Regions from separate parts of the Homo sapiens genome. Here region 1 is linked to region 2. The links are chromatin loops, found by intact Hi-C in ENCODE. Cell type or tissue: B cell. All regions are shown on one strand. Each heading gives the region's core, and the rest is flanking DNA. Links, peaks and the distances in the headings are about the cores only.

Region 1 (5,384 bases), core at 157-5,156, 66 kb after region 2:
TCTAGCCTTAGAAATTTTTTCTTCTGGAATATGTACATCTCTAGTCATATTAATACCAGTTGTGTGCTTTGTGTTTTATTCCTTATTAGGGCATCATTGCAGAATACAACAAAATCAATGATGTAAAGGAAGATGATGACACGGAGAAGTTTAAAGAAGCCATTGTGAAATTTCATAGGCTGTTTGGGATGCCAGAGGAAGAGAAACTCGTCAACTATTACTCTTGCAGCTATTGGAAGGGGAAGGTCCCCCGTCAGGGTTGGATGTACCTCAGCATTAACCACCTTTGCTTTTATTCTTTTCTTATGGGAAGGGAAGGTAAGTCATCTAAAATTTCAGCAGGAAACTTTGGAAAGTCTACTGAGGTTTGCCCTGAACTCATAAACCACATCAAAATATCAGAAATAAATCTATAGTTATAACTAAGTCAATACTAATTTTTTTTTACTACTGAAGTGAATTTAATTATTTTTCAGTTCAAAATGGTCACTAAGTAATAAAGATTCACTAAAGGTGTAATTAATTCAGTAGACATGGATTAAATCTATAATTCTGACCTCAGAATTCACATGGCCCAGATTTACCTCTTAAAATGAACAAGCAAAACAAATATGGTATTATAAACTCAAAGGAGTTCAGTGGGATGGGGGAGTGGGGTTGTGAGACTGCAATATCTTGAAAGCGTTTTCAGGAATCAGATGTTGACCCAGGCTTGTTCCTTGTGCTCAGCGAAACTGGTCATCCGGTGGGTAGACATCACTCAGCTTGAGAAGAATGCCACCCTGCTTCTGCCTGATGTGATCAAAGTGAGCACACGGTCCAGTGAGCATTTCTTCTCTGTATTCCTCAACATCAACGAGACCTTCAAGTTAATGGAGCAGCTTGCCAACATAGCCATGAGGCAACTCTTAGACAATGAGGGATTTGAACAAGATCGATCCCTGCCCAAACTCAAAAGGAAATCTCCTAAAAAAGTGTCTGCTCTAAAACGGTGGGTGATAGAGACCTTGTATCTTCCAGACTTTAGAAATGAGAAACTCACTCATTCATTTATTCAGTGTAACCTTCTCTGACGATCTTCAAGGGTTCTGAACACTCTTCTGTGTATAGATACAAAACTAAAAAAGACTAGCTGAGGTGCTACCAGTTCAGAAAGTGAGACAGACATGACCTGCTCCAACACAAGGCAGCAGGCACTCTTCTGGTCCTGTGAACACAGTGCTGTGGGTGCACACATGGGGAGTGATAGCCTCAGCCCAGATGGGGAAGAGTGGGTAAGAAAGGCCTCTCAGTGGAGGCTGCTTTGAGCTGGGCTCTGAAGAGGTGATAGAAGTTACCTGTGCAGGTACATATCCATGCCTGGATATTTCAAGCAGAGGGAAGATGACGATGGGGGAAACACAAGGGAAAACACAGAGAGAAGTAACTTTGTCACATGGCTAGTAGGTGGCAGGGCATGGGATGAGGAGAGGCTGCAGAGAAGCCTCAAAGTCTGAATGTGAGAGCAGAGCTAGAGAGAGGGTGATGGAAAGTTGATGCCCCATGTGCCTGGAATTACCCTTCATCAACACAGGGAATGAGAGAAGGAAGAGCATGTCCAAGGGATACGATAGCTCAGCTTTGATTATGTTGAATTGAGGTGCCTGTAGCTCATCTAAGTAGAGATCAGTCCAGTAAGATATACAAAATTGGAAATCATTGATGTGCATTTGGTAGTTGAAATCTAACCAGAGGTCTTTGTAATTAAGATGTCCTTGGTGATTTGAGACATGTTCAAAAGAGCAGTGTAAGATAGATGCTGCTACTGCAGCGGATCAAATAAAAAATAAAAGACAAGGAAAGGGAACTAGGCAAATACAGACTTCATTTTCAAGAAATTCAGTGGTAAAGGAGGGGAGGATTGCTTTTTTTTTTAGAATGAAAAAGATTTGAACATAGTATCAAATGAAGGAGGCAGATGGGAAGAGCATTTTGGTGAGGGTAGGTGTGGAGACAGGAAGGGACATAGAGATAGTTATAAGAAAGTTGATCATTTAAGAAGTGATATTTTGTAGAGAAAGCATGGAAAGGATGCTTGTGTGTCCTGATATACCTTTTCCTTTGGAATGGAGAGGAAGTAAGAGTAGGTGAGGATGGAGGTGACTTTGGAGACAGAAGGGAAGGAATTGGAGGGGGCTTCTGCATCATGGACCTTTGCTCTATGAAGTCAGAGACTAGACCATCACGAGGCTGATGTCAGGTAGAAGCTTGAGGGGAGAGGTTTAAACAACTGACATGATGAGCAAGAACAAAGAACTCATTAGAGAAAAGATAGTAGTTAACAGAAGACCCAGCTAAGGTCAGAAGCCATAGTTGCCCAAGGTGAGTTGTTCCTGTGTCTTTTCCTGCAGCTTTGTTGTCGATTTGGGGTGGACACTGAGGCCCAGTGGATTTATATGGCTGGTTTGCATTCTCATTAGGTCTTAAAAGATAAGGCCCCCCCTAAAGTGGCTTGGATAAGAGTAAATGCAGTGACCTCTTTAGAGTGTATTGCATTTCTTTAGAAAGAGGAAGAGTTTCCTGTTCAGGCTTATTTTTGCTATGATTCTTTAACATTTACAGACATGGATTATAAGTGACTATGCAAGGGACTGAAATATAATAAGATAATTTTATTACGCTTTTGGGTCATTAGGTTGGGGTTAACTTCAATATAAAGAAAGCTGAGAAGCGGGGGATGAGTCTAGCAAGATTGAGGAGGTGGAAAATGGGCTGGGGGAACTTCCGCTGCTGCATAATTTAGAAGGTATGGAAACATTTTTCTTATGTGAATTGTAATTATTGCTTTCCAGTGATCTTGATGCCAGGGCAAAGAGTGAGAGATACCGTGCACTTTTCCGGCTGCCCAAAGATGAAAAATTAGATGGCCACACAGACTGCACTCTCTGGACTCCATTTAACAAAATGCACATTTTGGGGCAGATGTTTGTGTCCACAAATTACATCTGTTTTACCAGCAAGGAGGAGAACTTATGTAGCCTCATTATCCCGCTCCGTGAGGTAAGTATCTGATAAAAATTGATATTTTAAGTTTCATTTGTAATACTTTTCTGGGTGAACCAGGAATAATTTTTTTACCAACAATTGGCTTTTGAACACAGGTGAATGTTCATGCGTCTTTGGTGGCACCTGCATTCTTTCATTTGTTGTCACTGCTGTGACTCTGGGACCTGTGAGATCTCTTCTTCCAGAAGCTGCATGGGGGTTTTTTAATGTAGGTTTTGTTTTTATTTTATTTTATTAGAGACAGTCTCGCTCTGTCACCCACGCTGGAGTGCAGTGGCATGATCTCAGCTTACTGCAACCTCCACCCTCCAGGTTCAAGCGATTCTCCTGCCTCAGCCTCCTGAGTAGCTGGAATTACAGGCGCCTGCCACCATGCCCAGCTAATTTTTGTATTTTTAGTAGAGATGGAGTTTCACCATGTTGGGCAGACTGGTCTCGAACTCCTGGCCTCAGGTGATCCACCCACCTTGGCCTCCCAAAGTGCTGGGATTACAGACATGAGCCACTGTGCCCGGCCTAAATGTAGGTTTTATTACAATTCAAGCTTAACGAGGCCAGCAATCAGGGGATGAGTGCTATTGAAATAGCTTGTTTTATGCACAGATCCTGAAAGGCAAGGGCATGCCACGCGATGTGCTGGGCCACACGTGGAAGCACCATGGTCAGAGGAGGCAGGAGGGAAAGAAAATGTGGGCAAGATCCTTTATGTGATTTCAAGGGAAGAAATGGGCTACGCCGAGTAAATAGGCTTAGGCTTGGATAATTGGAACAATTTTGGTGGGCTGTGGGGCATAGGGGTTGTCCCTAGTTGTCCATGGGTTAAAAAGGGCAAGGAAATAGTAGTCTTGAGTGTGAGCATTCAATAAAGGAAGTGGTTGAGGTGTGGGCTCCAGATTGGTTGATTTGCTTTGAAAGCAATTTTCTAGAAATTGGCTAGCCCTGGGAAGGGTAATCCCTCCAGGGTCAGCAAGGCCCCCAAGATGCCAAAGCATCAAATACAGAAACTAGGAAACATGTTTATTGTACCTGGCTCAAGGTCTGAGGGCACCCTGGTCTAAAGGAGACAGTCTAGGTTGTGAGTCAGAAAGCCACGTGTTTGTTGGGCTCTGCTCGGCTGATTTCCTGTGTTAGAACCATCATGCTGCTGCTTACAATGGTAGATTCCTGAGTCCATCCCAGATCTTCTGAATCTGTATCTCTGCAAGTTTTAGATCTCTGTTTTAATACATTTACAGGCCAATTCTTATGCACAGTAAAGTCTAAGAAACATTATTATTGTTCTGGGGTGGAGGTGGGTTCCATCCTAACTCCAGGATGATAGCTTACTCTGGTACTTGTCTGGAAGCTTTGCTGTGAGGCTTGGAGTTGACAAAGACCCCAGGTTAGGATGTCAGAGAAAGGGCAGTGCAGGGGCCAGCAGCCCTGCAGTTTCTAACCTGACCTCTTCCAACCTACCCTGGTCCTTTCTGGAAGCTAAGGTGGCCAGAGGCTTTGGGTATTTGATCAGGATTGTCCCCTTGCTAACATCCCTTTAGCAAAGGATTCGGGTTTCTCTCTGCCTTCTTTATCTTTTTCTTTTTTTTTAATTAGGCATAGTTTCTTCTTATTTTCTTGTTTTAAGAGTAATATATCTTTATCCCAGAATTTGTAAAATACAGACAAATAAAGAGAAAAGTCCGCCCTAGTTCCACTGTTCAGAGAGGACCACTGTTAACATTCTATTGTACAGCTTTCTAGTTTTTTCTCTGCATTGCTGTGTATGTGTCATTTATATAATTTAGATGTAAAACACTTTATAGGGAATTTTTATTTTTAGTTATTTCCTTTAACATTGAGTATATCTTAAAGTGTCCTTCAAATCATTAAATATTCTTCTATAGGCCAGATGTGATGGCTCACACCTGTAATCCCAGAAATTTGGGAAGCCGGGGCAGGAGGACTGCTTGAGGCCAGGAGTTCAAAGACCAGCCTAGGCAACATAGCAAGGCCCCATCTCTATTAAAAATTAAAAATTTAAAAAAATTAGCTGGGGATGGTGATGTGCTCCTGTAGTCCTAGCTACTTGGGAGGCTGAAGTGGGAGGATCACTTGAACCCAGGAGTTTGAGATCACAGTGAGCTATGATCGAACCACTGCACTCCAGCTTGGGTGACAGAGCAAGACCTTATCTCTAAAAAATAAAAAATTAAAAAAAAATATATATATATATATTCTTCTACAATGTAATTTTTTTTTAAGAGATAGGGGCCTTGGTCTATTGCACAGACTAGACATGAGCTCCTAGGCTCAAATGAGCCTCCTGCCTTAGTCCCATGAGTAGCTGAGATTACAGGCATACA
Region 2 (5,384 bases), core at 187-5,186:
AAATGTGTGATTCCTTCAGTAAGCTGTTCTCTCAGAAATGTGTTTGTGTATCAACTATGTTTAGGGCGCTGAACTTTACAAAGATTTAAAAGAAAAAGCCAGTTTTTGTTGGGTCACATTATTAACCTTGAGATGAAACATGGGTGAACAAATTCGGGAGATTTGAGAACATAGGCATGGAGATGGTAAGAGTGCAGACTAATTAAGTCCATATCAAATTGTTCCATCTGAGTTAGAGCATTGGACTGTCCAGGAATTTGACATAGTGCATTCAGTGGAGACCTCCACAACTAGGGAGACTTTCCATTTTATAATCAAACAACCAAATAATTCCCAGAAATGTATGAGAAATAACAAAGTGATATTCATGAAGCCCTGACTGGTTAGGAGGTGTATGTTTTTAGGATAAATGCTTTCATCTTGCCAGCTTGTAAGTACTGTATTAGTAAAGTTGCAACTAGTAGTGCTTGTGTATTTATTTATAAATACACAGGGGGTTAGGGATGCCAATCCCCCATGCAGTCAAAAATCTGTATAATTTTTGACTCCCCCAAAACTTAACTCCTAATAACCTACTGTTGACCAGAAGCCTTACTGATAACATTAACAGTTGATTACACATATTTTTTGTTATATGTATTATATACTGCAGTCTTATTATAAAGCAAGCTAGAAAAGCAAGTGTTATTAAGAAAATCCTAAGGAAAAGAAAGTATATTTACTGTTCATTAAATGGAAGTGGTTCATCATAAAGGTTTTTGTCCTCATCGTCTTCACAAAGTTGAGTAGGCTGAGGAAGAGGAGTTGGAGGGATTGGTATTGCTGTCTCAGGTGACAGAGGCTGAAGAAAATCCCTGTGTGAGTAGATCCAGGCAGTTCAAACCCATGTTGTTTAAAGGTCAACTGTAATACAAAAGCAGTTAAAATTTATGTTAGCTCCTAATGGAACTTAATGTTATAATTGGTGTCAATGAAAAGAATCAAACTCTGTAAAATATTTAAAGAAGTCTATTCTGAGCCTAATATGAGTGACTGTGGTCCAAGGCACATTCTCAAGAGGTCCTGAGAACATGTCCAAGGTGTCCAAGGTGGCTGGGTTATAGTTTGGATTTATACTTTTTAGGGGGATGGACATAAGACATCAGTATATGTAAGGTGTAATTGGTTTTGTCTGGGCAGACAGGACTACTCAAAGAGGTGGGGCTTCCAGGTAACAGGTGGATTGAAAGATTTTCTGATGGGCAATTGGTTTAAAGAGTTATTATCTATAGATCTGGAATCAATAGAAAAGAGTGACTGGGTTAAGATAGGAGTTGTGAATAGAAAGGAGTGACTGGGTAAAGGTAAGGGGTTGTGAAGACTGAGATTCTTTTTTTTTTTTTTTTTTTTTTTTTAAACACTCTTGCTCTGTCACCCAGGCTGGAGTGCAGTGGCAAGATTTCGGCTTACTGCAATCTCTATCTCCCAGGTTCAAGCGATTCTCCTGTCTCAGCCTTTGAAGTAGCTGGGACTACAGGTGTGTGCCACCACACCCAGCTAATTTTGTATTTTTAGTAGGGACGGGGTTTCACTATGTTAGTCAAGCTGGTCTCAAACTCCTGACCTCAGGTGATCCACCCACCTTGGTCTCCTAAATTGCTGGGATTACAGGTGTGAGCCACAGCCAGGGCCCCAAGGCTCTTACGTAGATGAGGTCTCACAGGTGGATGCCCTTAGTGGGAATAGATGGCAAGTGTTTTCTACTCAGACCTTTAAAAGGTGCTAGACACCTAGCTAATCTCTTTAGGATCAGAAAAGTGACCTGATCTCTGTTTTAATGTTAATGCTGGTCAGTTGTGCCTGAATTTGAAAGGGAGAAGGGTATAATGAAGCATGTCTGAAAACCCACCTTCCCATCATGGCCTGAACTAGTTTTTTGGTTTCTTTGAAGTTCCCTTGGCTGAGAGAAAGGGTCCATTCAGTCAGTTGGGGGGTCAGAATTTTATTTTTGGTTTATATTGGTGACTTCTATGTGTTGGGGTGGGCAGTAGTCTATAGCTGTGTGTGGAGTTGGCTCATAATACATATTATTAATAGGAAAATGCTGCTGACAGGAAACATGACCAGACAAAAGCAGATTTTGCTTGCTTGTCCCATGAATCCCCCCCACCTCCATCCCATTATTATTATCAACTTTAAGATAATTTTGTTCACAGAATTCCATTGTCCATACCAATTTCTCTTGAGACTGATTTATTCTACAAAGAAACCGTGGGAATGAATGCTTATAATTTGTGCAGGATTTGACATGACATTTAACAACTTCTGGGTGTTTGTAAACTGGCCACAAAAACTAGGCAAGAAAAAATTTACTCCAAGCGTCCTAGAAATTTGAGGAATTTGAAAGGTTGAGGCAGACCTGCTGCTCTAGGGACACTGCATATCCTTTCTGCTTTGCCTTCCTCATGCACAGAGAGGACCCACTTTATGAAGAGTCAGATTGTGAATTGTGATATGGTTCCCAGGCCTGACCACAAAAGCCTGTTTTGTAGTTATGTACAGAACAGGATTTGTAATTATGTGGACCTAGGCAGCTTACAATGCCAACAGCTGTGGTAGGTACCACCTTGAGTTCTGAGTCTTGGAGGTGGAAGCCCATGCCTGCTTCATGGCACAGCAGTGTGCAGGGAATGCCACAGACAAAAGCCCTGAGGGTGGCTCTTTGCACAGCGTCTTTGTGTTCTCTGCCTCCCTCACTGACTTCTACTCTTTAGTCCTTCACTTAGTAAGCAGACAGCTGGATTCAAATCACAGCTCCACCTGTTGGACATGTGATTTGCAAAGTTTCTCTTCCTCTCTGAGCTTAATTCCCTTATTTAAAATGTGGCTTAATAACGTTTTAGCACCCGTTATGAAGAATCTGAGATAAGTCATGTAAAATACAGGAAACATAAAGAACCATTCATAGATGATTGTCCCATCATTGTCCTCCCTTGGTGATGATCTCATGTAGGTATTAGGAGGCAACTGGCTCTAATTCACAGCAATGTGTGAGTAATGGAAGAGTTCTGCAGTTTACAGAGACATTACATTTTCTGAAGGATGCTGTTAAAGCAAATGGATATCTGTCTGATATTTAGGCAGTTTGACAACATTAAGTCAAATACTCAGGCTTTTTGGAGAAGATAATTTTTGATCAGCAACCTTAAATTGTTTCTACGTAACTCCTTCCATCTGTCCTTCCCTCCTTCCTTTCCTCCTTCCTCCCTCCCTCCATCCCTTCCTTTCTCTCTCCTTCCTTCCCTTCCTTTTCCTCCCTTCCTGATACTGTATGTACATTTTGAAAGCTCTACCAGTAAAAGGTAGTTTCTTTCTTTCTCTTTCTCCTCCTCCTCCTCCTCCTCCTGCTCCTCCTCTCTCCCCTGCCCCTGCACCTTCTTTCTTCTCTCTTTTCTCTTCTGTTTCCTTCTTGCACAAATAGTCCTCTCTGAGAATGGCAAACTGGAATCACCAGGGAGAGGACTGGAGTGGGAAAGACAGGAGGAGGGGTCACCTTTTCTCTTTGGGGGTTTGTGGGGAGTGTGTGTATGTATAGTTACTAGAAATTTGTAATTTGAAAACATCCTCTACTAGTGAAACTAGAGAACTGTGAAGAAGTCAATAACCCACCTTCTGCTTTTCTTTGTTTTCTTTTCTTGTCAGATGTGCATTCTAAAAAGCCCAGTGGATGAGTCAGTCTTTTTTTTTTTTTTTTTTTTTTTTTGAGACAGAGTCTCACTCTGTTGCCCAGGCTGGAATGCAGTGGTGCAATCTCGGCTCACTGCAACCTCCACCTCCCAGGTTCAAGCAATTAGCCTGCCTCAGCCTCCTGAGTAACTGGGACTACAGATGCCCGCCACCATGCCCAGCTAATTTTTGTATTTTTAGTAGAGACGGGGTTTCACCATATTGGCCAGGCTGGTCTCAAACTCCTGACCTCATAATCCACCTGCCTCAGCCTCCCAAAGTGCTGGGATTACAGGTGTGAGCCACTGTGCCCGGCGAGTCATTTTTTAAGGTGTTCTGCAATTGCCACTGGCTTCTAGTTGATTTCAAATGGCATGTCACAGTTTTGCTGTTAGCTTTGTTGATGAAAAAATCCAAACTCTGTAAAATATTTAAGGAGATTTATTGAGCCAAATGTAAGGACCATGACCCATGACACAGCCTCTGGAGGACCTGAGAACATGTGCCCGGGGTCATTGAGTTATAGCTTGATTTTGTACATTTTAGGGGCACAAGTTACAGGCAGACGTGAACCAACCCATGTAAGGTGTACATTGGTTTGGTCTGGAAAGGTAGGACAACTCAAAAGGGAGGGGGCTTCCAGGTCATATGTGGATTCAAAGATTTTCTGATTGGCAATTGATTGGAAGAGTTAAGTTATTGTCTAAAGACTTGGAATCAATAGAAAGGAGTTTCTGGGTTAAGATAAGGGGTTGTGGAGATCAAGATTTTTATTATGTAGATGAAGCCTCCAGATAGCAGGCTTTAGCGAGAAAGATGGTAAATGTCTCTGTTTTGTTTTTGTTTTTATCTGGACAGGGTCTGGCTCTGCCGCCTAGGCTAGAGTGCATTGGCATGATCTCTGCTCACTGCATCCTCTGCCTCCTGGACTCAAGCCATACTCCCACCTCAGCCTCTCAAGTAGCTGGGACTACAGGCACATGCCACTACACCTAGCTAATTTTTGTATTTTTTTGTACAGACAGGGTTTCACCACATTGCCCAGTCTGGTCTTGAATTCCTGAGCTCAAGCAATCCGCCTGTCTCAGCCTCCCAAATTGCTGGGATTACAGGCGTGAGGCACCACACCTGGCCTGATAAATGTCTCTGATCAGATCTTAAAAGGTGCTAGATTCTTAATTAAATCTCTTCTGGATCTGGAGGAGATTTGGAAAGGGAAAGGGATTCTCTGCAAAATGTAGATTTCCCCCACAAGAGATAGCTTTGCAGGGCCACTTTAAATATGTCAAAGAAATATTTTGGGGTAAAATACTTCAATTTCTTTCTTTAGGGCCTGCTATTTCTCATGTAATGCTATACTAGAGTCACGTTGGAGTTTGGTATCTTCTTCCTACAAAGAATCTGTTTTGTAAGTCTTCAGATCTCTGTTTTAATGTTAATACTGGTCAGTTTTTCTGGAATTCCAAAGGGAGGAGATTATAATGAGGTATGACTGACAGCCCTCACCACCCCACCCTGCTCTATTCTTCCTACCATGGCCTGAACTAGTTTTTCAGTTTACTTTTGAAGTCCCTTGGCTGAGAGGAGAGGTCCATTCAGTTGGTTGGAGGGCTTAGAATTTTATTTTTGGTTTATAGGTTATTTACATATTCTTTCAGGGAACATTAGATTGCTAGATT

Evidence for each region. Hi-C counts contacts between places; a loop is a spot of excess contacts. Peaks named below come from ENCODE experiments on the same cell type or tissue, not always from the same donor. Only the 100,000 strongest peaks of a DNase experiment are listed, where the experiment ranks them.
Region 1: it touches region 2 in a loop (2.2-fold over the local background); 5 of 110 quality-filtered maps call a loop at or near these places.

Annotation. Positions count from the first base shown.
Region 1 is chr4:140,674,549-140,679,932 of GRCh38, reverse strand. TBC1D9 (TBC1 domain family member 9) reads left to right here. Exons shown (of 21, transcript NM_015130.3): 4 at 90-318; 5 at 730-991; 6 at 2,832-3,039. Among named protein-coding and RNA genes, the nearest start is that of TBC1D9-AS1, 35 kb to the left of the region's middle. In B cell, for the core only: no CTCF peak of the experiment used is centred there; no DNase peak of the experiment used is centred there; H3K27ac peaks cover 1,558 bases.
Region 2 is chr4:140,740,890-140,746,273 of GRCh38, reverse strand. All of the region lies in intron 1 of TBC1D9 (TBC1 domain family member 9), which reads left to right. It overlaps LOC124900786 (a long non-coding RNA gene), which reads right to left. Exons shown (of 3, transcript XR_007058282.1): 3 at 835-903. Among named protein-coding and RNA genes, the nearest start is that of TBC1D9, 13 kb to the left of the region's middle. In B cell, for the core only: a CTCF peak has its summit at 2,819 (motif pointing left); DNase peaks (open chromatin) are centred at 2,803 and 3,533; H3K4me3 peaks cover 1,797 bases; H3K27ac peaks cover 5,000 bases.